Regions from separate parts of the Homo sapiens genome. Here region 1 is linked to region 2. The links are chromatin contacts, found by Hi-C or POLR2A ChIA-PET in ENCODE. All regions are on one chromosome and are shown on one strand. Each heading gives the region's core, a stretch centred on a gene start or an enhancer-like site at or near the end of the contact. The rest is flanking DNA. Distances are from core to core; before and after follow the strand shown. Region 1 overlaps ABLIM1 (actin binding LIM protein 1). Region 2 holds the start of NHLRC2 (NHL repeat containing 2).

Region 1 (5,949 bases), core at 1,335-3,834, 650 kb after region 2:
GCTGTTGACTATAAACTTTTAAAGCCCAGCAGGAGCTTTGTTGTGGCAGACAACGGCATGAAGGTTGGTTTACCAGATACCTGGCCCCAGGCACATAACTGGCAGCCGTCCTGCCTGAGCCTGAGTGGCCAGCGGTGCTGCTAGAGAGCTCACCAGAGCGCCATCACTGCTCTTCCCCATCTATCTTTGTACCCTGCTCCTTAAAAAAAATCACGTCCCCATTTCTGGCCGGGCGCGGTGGCTCATGCCTGTAATCCCAACACTTTGGGAGGCCGAGGCGGGCAGATCACGAGGTCAGGAGATCGAGACCATCCTGGTCAACACGGTGAAACCCCGTTTCTACTAAAAAAAATATTAAATATTAGCCAGGCTTGGTGGCGGGCGCCTATAGTCCCAGCTACTTGGGAGGCTGAGGCAGGAGAATGGCGCGAACCCGGGAGGCGGAGCTTGCAGTAAGCCGAGATCGCACCACTGCACTCCAGCCTGGGCAACAGAGCCGGATTCTGTCTCAAAAAAAAAAAAAAAAAAAAAAAAATCACGTCCCCATTTCTGCATTTTCACATATTCAAAATGCTTTTATAAAAAGACTACACTGTGGCTAGCATGAAACTCTATGAACAACTGACAATTTGCTTATTTAGGTGAGTTTTACAAAGTACCTGCCTACACATTTGAAGTGCAAAAAATTGTTTGCCTTTAATAGTGCTGGTTAAATCAGACATCTGTAGTTATTATTGCTATTTAGTTAATCTCTAAATTGAAGTATGAACTTTAGCATACAAACCAGGATTCTGGGGAAATAACATCTACTCTAATGCAAAATTTAGTGTAAGTCACAACATTTTTTATGAAACCCTTTGTCTGGAAGAGCAGAAAAGAGTTCCGAATTCTTTGTGGACATGAGGTACAGGGAAAGGGCTACAAGCTTTGGAATCAGGAAGTCTGAGAATCATACCTCAATTTACCATCCATAGGGCCTCAAATATGTCACTATTTAACATCTCCAAGCCTCAGGACACACATCTCAAAAATGCAAAGGGCCGGGCTAGACAATTTCAAGTCCTCTTCAGCTGTAAAATTCTATGTTTCGGTGTGAAATCCCATACCCTCTACAAGCTCACATAGTAGTGCTAACAGAAGAGCAATTTTGGTAGAGAAAGAACATTCTTGATGGCAGAAAAATGGAGTTTAACCAATGATTCCTCCGTGTCTGTTACCCAGGAGAAATTCTAATGCCCTAAGCCCTGAGCCCATGTAATATGCTCCTGGGAACAGAAAAAGAGAATTGTAATTCTAGAACCCATCCTTGGACAGAAAATCTGCTCATCTGATAACCTGCTTAGCTCCTGGACTGCTGACAGTCCCTTTTAGTTTCTTTCCTTTACCGCCTCCATTTCTCTAGGAGTGCTCTACTTGTGGCATGAGCCCAGGAGATGGGAAGATGGCCCTGAAGTTCAACCTTAATCCACTTATAACTTATGTTCTGCCTACTTTCAAAAAGGACTGGCTGATTCTTATCAGAGAAGGACATGATTTTAAAACAATTGATCAAGAACCTTAAAATTCAAAAGACCCAAGCTCAGGCAAACATGTTTGTTGTGATGTGAGCTTCTTAGCAGATGAGGGCAAAAGAGGAACTGATAGGCTGCCAAAGTCTCACTGTTTGAAAAAATGGCCACACACACTTGTCACTACAGAAGGTAGGTTTCCTGATTCTAAGTTAATAACAGTCATTGTGGGCTGAAGTTCTATAAGGTCTTGCTTTGTGTAAGGCTTTGTATCAAGACTTTAAATGATTCACAACAACCCTATGAGGTAGGTCGGTGCTATTTTCCAGTCTTGTTCTACAAGCAAGGAAACTAAATTGTTTTACCCAAACCCACCAGTGCTTCCAGAAGACAGAGCTAGGGGTAGAACCCAGGTAGCTGACTCAAGGTCCACACGTTAACCCTGTTAAACTACCTCCTAAAAGCACCAAAGGAATTCTCATACAGGGACCCTCAGTTATGGGACAGAAAAACATCTTCCACAGGAATTTCACTGATGATAGGAAGTATTTAAGTAGTTGTTTCTCATATAGACCCTTGAGAAATACCAAAGACGTAGCACTGAAAGATCACTAAATGAAGTCACTTCCATAGAGGAAGTTAAACTATCGAGGACTATGTGTGTAGTTTTGTTTCTTGTTTTATCTTAAAAGATCTAACTTGATTCAGAGATGGTGCTTAGAATCCCCAAAGGAATAAGCAAATTGTTTTCCAGTCCCTAAGACTCTCCCAAACACAGCTCTGGTGGATGGTGATTTCAGACTAAGGATATACAAACACCTAGAGGCTGGTGGGTTGCTTTAGATCAGGAGTTTTCTAACATTATTGCGCATAAGCAACACCCAAGAAGCCTTTTAAAAATGGGTTCGATGGCCTTAAGGTGGGACCCAGATATGAGTGTCTTTATTTTATAAGCACTGAAATGAGTCTATGCAGATCACCATGAGATGGGAAAACACTGGTCTGGGTGGTACCAAAACCACAAACCTGAGGGTGGATGAAGAGATGAGGAAGCCAAAGGGAGTAACAGAGATGTGCTGCTTACGTGGCAGGTGCATGGGCGGAAGGGAGAGGCAGAATCACGCAAGTTCCCTGTTATGCTCCTGCAGAAAGGCAGTGCAGAGGCTGACTCAGCTTTTTTGCGTCTACTGGTTTTTTCACCCTCAACTGGGAGAGGCTTCCAATGCAACTGGACTGGCTTGATCTCTAAGCTAAACACTCACCTGTTCCAGGAGGCTTTTCTCCTGATGCAGCATCATGAACAGGCAGGATAATGAGGGCGTGCCTTGGCCGTAAATATGTATCCTGGGCAAAGGTGAATAAATCAGTCTGCCCAGGCAGCTTTCACAAAGCCTAGAGGGCTCTATACAAGTCTGTGCAAAGCCAATCTGCACAAATGAGAACATCCTGTAGCCCTACAGCCTTACTAACTGCGAGGCTTCTGAGCTCACAAACACTGCTTTAAACACGTGTGCTATGTCAGAGGAAGGGTCAGCAGCTTATCCTTCTGAGTAAGGGTGCATAAACTAGTTTAGGGAGAAATAAACCATTATACTCTAACTTTCATCATAGAGTAGAAAGACATGGGCTTTGGGAGCAAGAGAACCCAGGGCCTAAATTCTAGACTGAAAATTGGACTTTGGGCACTTTTCTGGACTCATTTCTTCACCTGTAAAAACTAGTATAAGAAAACCTACTATGGCCAAAGTGCGATGGTTTGTGCCTGTAACCCCAGCAGATCACTTGAGCCCAGGAGTTTGAGACCAGCCTGGGCAACATGGAGAAACCCCATCTCTACAAACAACACAAACATTAGCTGGGCATGGTGGTACTTGCCTATAGTCTCAGCAGCTGGGGAGGCTGCGGTGGGAGGATCACTTGAGCCCAGAGGTTGAGGCTGCAGTGAGACATGATTGCACCACTGCACTCCAGCCCAGGTGACAGAGGAAGACCTTGTGTCGAAAGAAAAAAAAAAAAAAAAAAGAAAGAGAAGGGAAGGGAAAGGAAGGGAAAGGAAGGGAAGGGAAGGGAAGGGAAGGGAAGGGAAGGGAAGGGAAGGGAAGGGAAGGGAAGGGAGCCTACTACGTAGGATTGTTATGAAAGTTAAATAAACAAAGGCAAGTTGGTAGCAAAGTAACTGGTGCCAATCAAAGCAGGTGAGCTTTCTTCCTCTCTTTCCCACTAGGTTATAAATTCCCTTAAAGAATTGGGCCACACCTGTATCTTCATAACTCTACACCTCCATGCTTCCCACAAGAAGGTGTTCTAGAAGTGTCCAGTGAATTAATATGCCAACAGAAACCTCTAAATAGATTTGCAACCATTCCCTATACAATTACTTTGGCCAAAAGATGAGTAAAAGATCAACTTCTTCTGTGCCTCAGCTATAGTTTCAGTATTTGCTTGTTTCCAGACACCATGATAGGCACCTCACAAACTTTACCCCACCTGACTCTCCCAGCCACAATGTGAGGTAGGTAATATGCCCATTTCACAGATGAGGAAATCAAAACTTAGAGAGATCAGGAAATCACCCAAGGCTACTCAGTTAGCAAGGGATGGAGCTATGATCTGAATCCAGGTCTGTCCAACTCTAGAGACTGTCCAACAGAGCCAATGTTGTTTTCCCAGGCCTCAGGAGCTCAGTTAATATTGGGAAGGCTCTAGTCAAGATCTGCACTGGCAAAGCAGATCTCCCATGACTTTATATATCCTCTTTCAACTTTTTTAAAGGATACAAATAAAAGTTTATTATATAAAATCGAGCCTTCATATTTCACAGTTTGGCAAGGCTAACGACTAGATCATGTTGTAAGTCCTTAACGAAAATTTTACCCTTCCCATTCCCAACTATTAAAATGGCCTAATCAAAAGTTACAAAAAACGAAGCAAAGTACCACTATAAACAACACCAAGTGCTTTAAAGACAACTATTCCAAATGTATTTTTTAAAATTTAGCAGACTTTGTTAGAGCAGTTTTAGGTTCACTGAAAAATTGGGTGGAACCTGCAGAGAGTTCTCATATATCCCTTCTCCCATACACACAGTCTCCCCCACTAAGAACGTCCCCCAACAGAGTGGTGCATTTGCCACAAATTATGAATCTACATTGATACATCATTATCATCCAAGTCCATAGTTGACACTGGTGTTCACTCTTGGTATTGCACATTCTATGGGTTTAGACAAATTTATAGTGACATGTATCCATCATTATAGTATCATATGGAATAGTTTCACTGCCCTAAAAATCCTCTGTGCTCCACCTATTCATCCCTCAGTATTATTTATTGACATAGGTGACCCCCATGGTATGGGATGCTGTGATCCTGAATTCTTGCAAAGCATCCCTGACAGCTTTGGCCTGTCCATCATTTTCAAATTCAACAACAGCAATGTCATGTCTCCCAGGTACCAAACATACTTTGTTGAAAGCGGGAACTGATATGATAGCATGAAACATCATCCTCTCATTAGTCTCTTCTGGTAAGTTATTCAGGAATACAACACAGTCTGGAGGGTAACCAGGGACCTGAGGATGTGGTGTTGAATTTCCTTGGGAGTTAGCTGAATCTGATGTTCCCTGACCAGGCATTTCCTTTGCACTTGCTACATCCTGTTCTATAGAGTTTTTTCTTTTCTTCACCAGCAAAAAAAAGCCATAAATTTTACATGTTATATCAACTCTCTCTTACAAGGTAGGTAGAAAGTCTGCAATACACCTCCCCCCACCTTCTTTGTAGGGGGAAAGAGGTATGCCTTTTTAATTATTTTATTTTATTTTATTTATTTTTTGAGACAGAGATTCACTCTGTTGCCCAGGTTGGAGTGCAGTGGTGCGATCTTGGCTCACTGCAACCTCCTCCTCCCAGGTTCAAGTGATTCTAGTGCCTCAGCCACCTGAGCAGCTGGGATTACAGGTATGCGCCACCATGCCTGTCTAATTTTTGTATTTTTAGTAGAGACGGGGCTTTGCCATGTAGGCCAGACTGGTCTCGAGCTCCTGGCCTCAAGTGATCCACCCACCTGGCCAAATTTTTAAGTAAAATTATTTATTGCAGTATAGCATTGAGAAAAATGCACAAATTCTAAGTGCACAGCTTCATAAGTTTTCATAAATGCAACATACTCTATAACCAGCACCCAAATTAAAAAAGAAAAGAACATTATCTGCACTAAGAAACCCCCTTGTGTCCTCTTCCAATGATGACTATGCCTTCCAATCACTATGTTGACTTCTAACCCCACATGCTAGCTTTGCCTGTTTTCAGTTTCCATCAATAGAAGCAAATATGTCTGACTTCTTTCACTCAACACTTTGTGAGAATTATCCATGTTAGTGTGTGTAGTCATACTTCACTAAATCTCAATTCCTTTGTGGAAATATACTAGATTTTATTT
Region 2 (5,964 bases), core at 2,802-5,301:
AATGGTTGAGGTACACAGAAGACCATCAGGACACTCTGAAATTTTAATAAAGAAAAAATATTACACGATCAAAGCATAGACTAAGCTTTGACAACATTAGCAGTATAAATTGGGTTCCATTATTTAATATCCACATTGCATATAATAAAAAGCAACAATTTTAATAAGATTAGTTATAATTGTTGATACACTGAACAAGTTTTAGATTCTATTCTAAGAATAGAATTTGAGAAATTGGTTAATTATAAGGCTTTACTAATTTGGAAACTATTCCCTATCATACTACCATGATTGAGAAACTTTCTATAAGCCATCTTGGTATATCCCTGTGTATGTTAATTTCCAGATTTATCAAAAAATGACACCTCCCTCCCCTCAAAAAAGATGTTATATTTGTTATATTAAATTAGAAAACTTCATGGCTTACAACCTAACTTAAAAATGCCTCTTAAAAGCATTTGTTATAGAATGGAATTTAATTCAAGAGCCATCTGAGAGTCTACTCAAAGGAGTTTAGTGAAAAACCAAAAGAAAAATTTTTTGAGGTGGCTTCATCTATATGACATTTTACCCTAAGGTCTTCAACCATGGACTCCAATTTCCATTCTTGATTTTCAAGTTACATGAAAGAAAATTACTAGCAAATTTGTGAGGTTTTCACTTGCTATCCTTTTCTGGGAAAGGCTAATGCCAAATTTAAAGAAGAGTTGTTTTTTTTCTGTATCTTCATGCAGTACTTTAAAATAACTACAGGTTAATAATAAAATGTATTCTGAATCATAGCTAACATGAAAGCCATATTGAGTATTTTTTTATTTTACTGAATTTTAACTTTTTCAGATTAAAAAAATCCATATATGGAATATAAATGATTTCAAAATATATAAATCATCACAACAACCTGTTCTCCATATGTATTCCAAGTAGGATTTTCTACATTAAATACTTATTACATATTTTAAAAGATAAAAAACATAGCATACTTTTATTATCATTTGACACGTTTTTTGTTAGAATCTTAATCACCTAGGACTCCTTCACAGTTCCTCTTCCTGTATACATAGCACGATGACTAAAACATAACCATATTTAGAAACCACATTATATCTATACTTTTTTTTTTTTTTTTCAGACAAGGTCTCCCTCTGTCGCCCCACCCAGGCTGGAGTGCCCTGGCATGATCACAGGGCCCTACAGCCTCGACCTCTTGGGCTCAGGTGATCCTCCCACCTCAGCCTTCCAAGTAGCCCACCACACCTGGCTAATTTTTGGTAATTTTTTTTGTAAAGATGGGGTTTCACCATGTTGCACAGGCTGGTCTTGAATTCCTAGGCTCAAGTGATCCGCCTGCCTCCACCTCCCAAAGTACTGGGATTACTGGCATGAGCCACTGTGCCCAGCCTATTTATAATTTTCTATGGAGTTCCATAATAACCACCAACTGGGGCCGGGCGCGGTGGTTCATGCCTGTAATACCAGCACTTTGGGAGGCCGAGGCGGGCAGATCACGAGGTCAGGAGATCGAGACCATCCTGGCTAACACGGCGAAACCCCGTCTCTACTAAAAATACAAAAAATTAGCCGGGTGCGGTGGCGGGCGCCTGTAGTCCCGGCTACTCGGGAAGCTGAGGCAGGAGAATGGCATGAACCTAGGAAGCGGAGCTTGCAGTGAGCCAAGATAGCGCCACTGCACTCCAATCTGGGCAACAGAGAGAGACTCCGTCTCAAAAAAATAAATAACCAATTGGACAAGTTATCTGACTTTTAAGAACTTTCATCTATAAAATGTCAATACTAGCTACCTTATATGGTGATTGTGAAAGTTGGGTAAGTAGACAGTGTGAAAGTACCCAGCATAGTAAGGATTCAGTTAACATTTATGGAAAATAATCCAGATACTTAGGAACTTTTATGAAATAACACAATGTATTTAAACTGTTTTCTAGTCTGCCATTTGCTTTACAATTATACCGTTGACTGGTATGGTGTTTCCCAGTGTCTCATCTCTCTTTTAGGTTACTGCTTGCCTTCCTTGTTTCACTGAATTGGTATGTCTGACCTAATGAAGACTTTTTAGATTATTTAGAAACTACTACGTTTTCTGCAGTCTTACCTGTTTCAGAGCGTGGTGGAGAATCCAAACATTCAAAAACATGCCATCGAGGTGTCTGCCCTATCAATGAGGAAAAAGGCATCTGGCAATTTGGACAGTATCCATCATAAACTGGACGTATCTTTGGGGACACGTGTTGGCTTTTTTGAGTTCTACAGAGTTTTCCTGGAGTAGTTTCCTTGTCTTGGGTCTGCTGAATACCATCTCCACAACTTGAATTCTGACTAGAAGCAACAGAAGTCTGACAACCTGCATTTCCAAGGGGCACTTCATGGTCCTTCACCTCTTTAGCTTCTGCGGCTCTTTTTCTGTTTCTACTCCGTTTTGACTGGTATTTTCCATCTGTTGCTTTTTCAACAGATTTTAGAATATTTTTAGAGCCATTATTTGGATCAACTCGTTTTGGTTTTCTTTTAGATTTGTATTCCCAAATGTCTTCTTCGGAAATGTCTTCTAACATGGCAAAATGATTTTATCATTCAAGAAGTATTAATCTTAAGTAAACTGAAAGTCCATTTCTTGTCACAAACAAAAAGTTATAGAATTATTTTGCTGAGAAAAAAAACAAAGGTAACAAAACCCCCACCAACTCAATGGGAATCTGCAGTGTTGGTAATGAACATATTGGCAAGCTACAAACCTTGTACCTGACAACACCTGCTATTCCATTTATACCACAATGAAACTAAGATAAACCTATCACAGGAGTAGCAACTGTGAAGTTCTCCATTATGGGTGCTATTTCATTCAAATATCTTGTCCTTTTCCAGGGCTTGATTCATAAAAATAATACTTCAAAAATTAAGCGCTAATGGCAAATATAGGTTCAACAGCTTAATCTTAGAACGAGATTTGTAACATTGTTATGAAGCTACTGTCAGTTCTTTCAAGTGGACAACCGTCCAAATAATTCATAAATCCAACCACAGTCCCTGGACAAAGGGCTTAACAGGTATCCCAAACACTAAATGACTATCTAACAAAACTAGTCACAACATAATCAAAGAGATGTGTAATTCGCAAAAAACTGCGAAGTCACTGCCCTCATCCACGACTAGTGGATACTCAACCACTTCAGTTTCCCGCGACAGTCCATGATCTTCCTCCAGCAGCAATGAACAATCCCTGCACAGTGAACAAAAAAAGTTGATATGTGAAAAAAGTTCAAATATGTGAAAGAGTGGGCTTGTATTGAGGTCTGACTCCGTATTGCACCCATGGTTCCGAAGGTGGCCAGCCCTCTGTCCACCTGACTCAAAACGGGGTCACACGCCAGCCTCTCCCTTATCTTTTGGCATTAGAGGCTGGGAGGCCAGGAAGCGGGGCCTTAATCATCTCCAGGTTAAGCATAGCGAGCTCCAAAAAGCCCTCAGAGTCCTGCCCTTCTGAAGACTCTAAGGCCCGCCCTCAAGGACCCTCACCGCCCCCCACCTGCCACTCGGCACCCCAAGGGAGCCGCTCCAGCTGCATCCGCTCCTCCCGGCACCCCCATCTAAAAATGTGTTCGCGCCCGCACTTTCAGCACTCCCAGATGACAAAACGCTGTGTTTGTGTATAAGTGAAAGCCACTCGCGCCAGTCACTTCCAGTTTACAAAGCCTTCTCTCTGGAGGTTATCCCTACCCGCTTTACCTTTAGGGTCTTGGCGGGAACAAGTTCCCGCTGCCAGTGCCGTGTCGAATCGGCGGATGCTGTTCAAAGAGAGAGACTTTAAAAATAATTTTTAAAAATACATTGCCCTTTTAAGTCCTACGGATTTATTGTATTTTATTTGTGTTCGAAAGTCCGCTAATTCCCAATGTGGAGGGTTGGGGATGTTTCCCTTAGCGCCTCTGGGACGCTGTCCCTAAGGCCTTATTCCATGTTGAATCTGACGCTCTCAATGTCCAGGCTCGGCTGCGGCGTGGGGACCGAAAAGGGGCGGGGTGGGTCGGACGGCAGTTTAATTACGTCCCCGGGAACTGCGCCGATTTGGACTTTTGGCACTTGGACCTATGCTTTAAAAAGAAAAAAGTGTCATTGGCGTGGAGTGGGGCTAGTGGAGGGTGAGGTGAATGCGCCGTTTGGAAACCACAGGACAGTGAACGTTTCGTCTCTCCCAGCGAGACTCTCCCGCGGGCCCGGCGGCCGCATCGGGAGCCCGGCGGAAACATGGCGGCGCCCGGAGGCCGGGGCCGCAGCCTCTCCGGCCTGCTCCCCGCGCAGACCTCGCTAGAGTACGCCCTGCTCGACGCCGTTACCCAGCAGGAGAAGGACAGCCTGGTCTACCAGTATCTGCAGAAGGTGGACGGCTGGGAGCAGGACTTGTCAGTACCCGAGTTTCCGGAAGGTGAGGGGCTGGCGTCGGGGTGGGGGCCCCTCCCGGCACCTCCCCTTCCTCGGGGACGGCGCCCTCCCGCGAAGCGGTGGGCTAGGCGGGTTTGTGCCGCTGGCGCCCCGGGGAGTGGCCCTTCGCCTAACTTGGGCCGCTGTTCGCGTGTTCTGCAATTCCCAGGGGTCCCCAAGCGGCCACCGACGGGGGTTTCCCTGGCACGGGGATCCACATACTCGTCTGTGTATCCTGAGTTCCGCCCGCGCCTGATATTAGCCAAGTGGACACTCCGTGAATATTTAGTGTCCCCGGTGGCAATGATTGCAACGTCCACACCATTCTGTCCATTCAATCTGGTTCCCCAGTGTCTTCTGGTCATCTTTCTGCATCATCTTGACATTTATTGATCACTTTTTCATGTATCACACACAGGGTTTTTTTTTGTTTTTTTTTGATACGGAGTCTCGCTCTGTCTCCCAGGCTGGAGTACAGTGGCGTGATCTTGGCTCACTGCAACCTCCGCCTCCCAGGTTCAGGCGATTCACCTGCCTCAGCCTCCGGAGTAGCTGGGACTACAGGCCCGCGCCACCACGCCTGGCTAGTTGTTTTGTTTTGTTTTGTTTTGTTTTGTTTTGTTTGTATTTTTAGTAGAGACGGCGTTTCACTATGTTGGCCAGGCTGGTCTCGACCTCCTGATTTCAAGTGATCCTCCCGCCTCCGTTTCCCAAAGTGCTGGGATTACAGGCGTGAGCCACCGCGCCCGGCCTGCCACACACAGTCCTAAACACTTGAGGGGATACCTAAACACTTGAGGAGATATTACCTTATTCAATTACCTCTATATCCCAGTGAGGTGCTCCTATCATTCCCCTTTCACAGTTGAGGAAATGGAAGCACAGAGAGGTTAAGTCACATGCCCAGGGCCTCACAGCTGATAACTGCCCCAGTTGGATTATACAGGCCCTGGATTTGCTGGTTTCTTAGCTGTACTGTGCTTCTCCGTTCAAAGTCGTGAAACTAATACTTTTAAAAATCGGAATCAATTATAGCCTATTTCCAGGGTTTAAATCCTGGCCATGTGAGCTTTTGGAGCATGAAGGAACAGATATTCCCGGCAGGGATGTTTGTGAAGCATATCTTGCCATGATAAATGAAAACGTATTTTACCTTCTTTGGATGGGAGTAGCATTGCTTTGCCTGATGGTGCTGGCATGTGTCCTGGCGTGACACTGAAACCACATGTATAGTTAATTGGTTGGATGTGGCAGAATTCAGTTATCTCATGGGAGGTATATCGGAACCTGCCTCCGACAACAGAGTATTGGTGTCTTTCCAAGTCTTTTGCACTACTCACCTTGAGAAGTGCTTATTTTTCCTGCTATTAATCTTATACTGGATTTGAAATATTGTGGAATTCTTACAAAAGAATTGGGTACATGAATGCTTATCCCATCAAACTTTAAAAGATTGTTTACATCTATACAAATATATGATTTTAAAAAGTTTTGGTGCAGAAGGTAGTTATATAGTAAGTACACTGT

Evidence for each region. A loop is a pair of places that touch in the nucleus more often than their neighbours do. ChIA-PET counts read pairs that join two places held with the same protein, here RNA polymerase II (POLR2A). Pooled maps may share reads with other maps.
Region 1: a map with no recorded cell type shows a loop between it and region 2 (6-fold over the local background). The contact joins the enhancer-like site here to the promoter of NHLRC2 in region 2. A Hi-C loop is called at or near these places in 1 of 168 maps with a recorded cell type or tissue (OCI-LY7), 11 of 37 single-sample maps with no recorded cell type and 12 of 50 pooled maps. POLR2A ChIA-PET finds 5 or more read pairs at or near these places in 1 of 52 experiments (Panc1).

The regions. Positions count from the first base shown.
Region 1 is chr10:114,497,172-114,503,120 of GRCh38, forward strand. All of the region lies in intron 6 of ABLIM1 (actin binding LIM protein 1), which reads right to left. Among named protein-coding and RNA genes, the nearest start is that of AFAP1L2, 96 kb to the left of the region's middle. RefSeq lists an enhancer at 2,071-3,270. Within about 2 kb of position 2,585, at least 12 of the 41 ENCODE cell types and tissues checked have a DNase peak (open chromatin) inside an H3K27ac peak, as active enhancers do; they include OCI-LY7, where a contact is called at or near this core.
Region 2 is chr10:113,850,610-113,856,573 of GRCh38, forward strand. It overlaps NHLRC2 (NHL repeat containing 2), which reads left to right and starts at 4,052. Exons shown (of 11, transcript NM_198514.4): 1 at 4,052-4,441. The coding sequence starts at 4,264. DCLRE1A (DNA cross-link repair 1A) reads right to left here and starts at 3,473. Exons shown (of 9, transcript NM_014881.5): 1 at 2,114-3,473; 2 at 1-35. The coding sequence starts at 2,573. RefSeq lists enhancers at 1,026-1,245, 4,532-5,236 and a silencer at 4,162-4,521.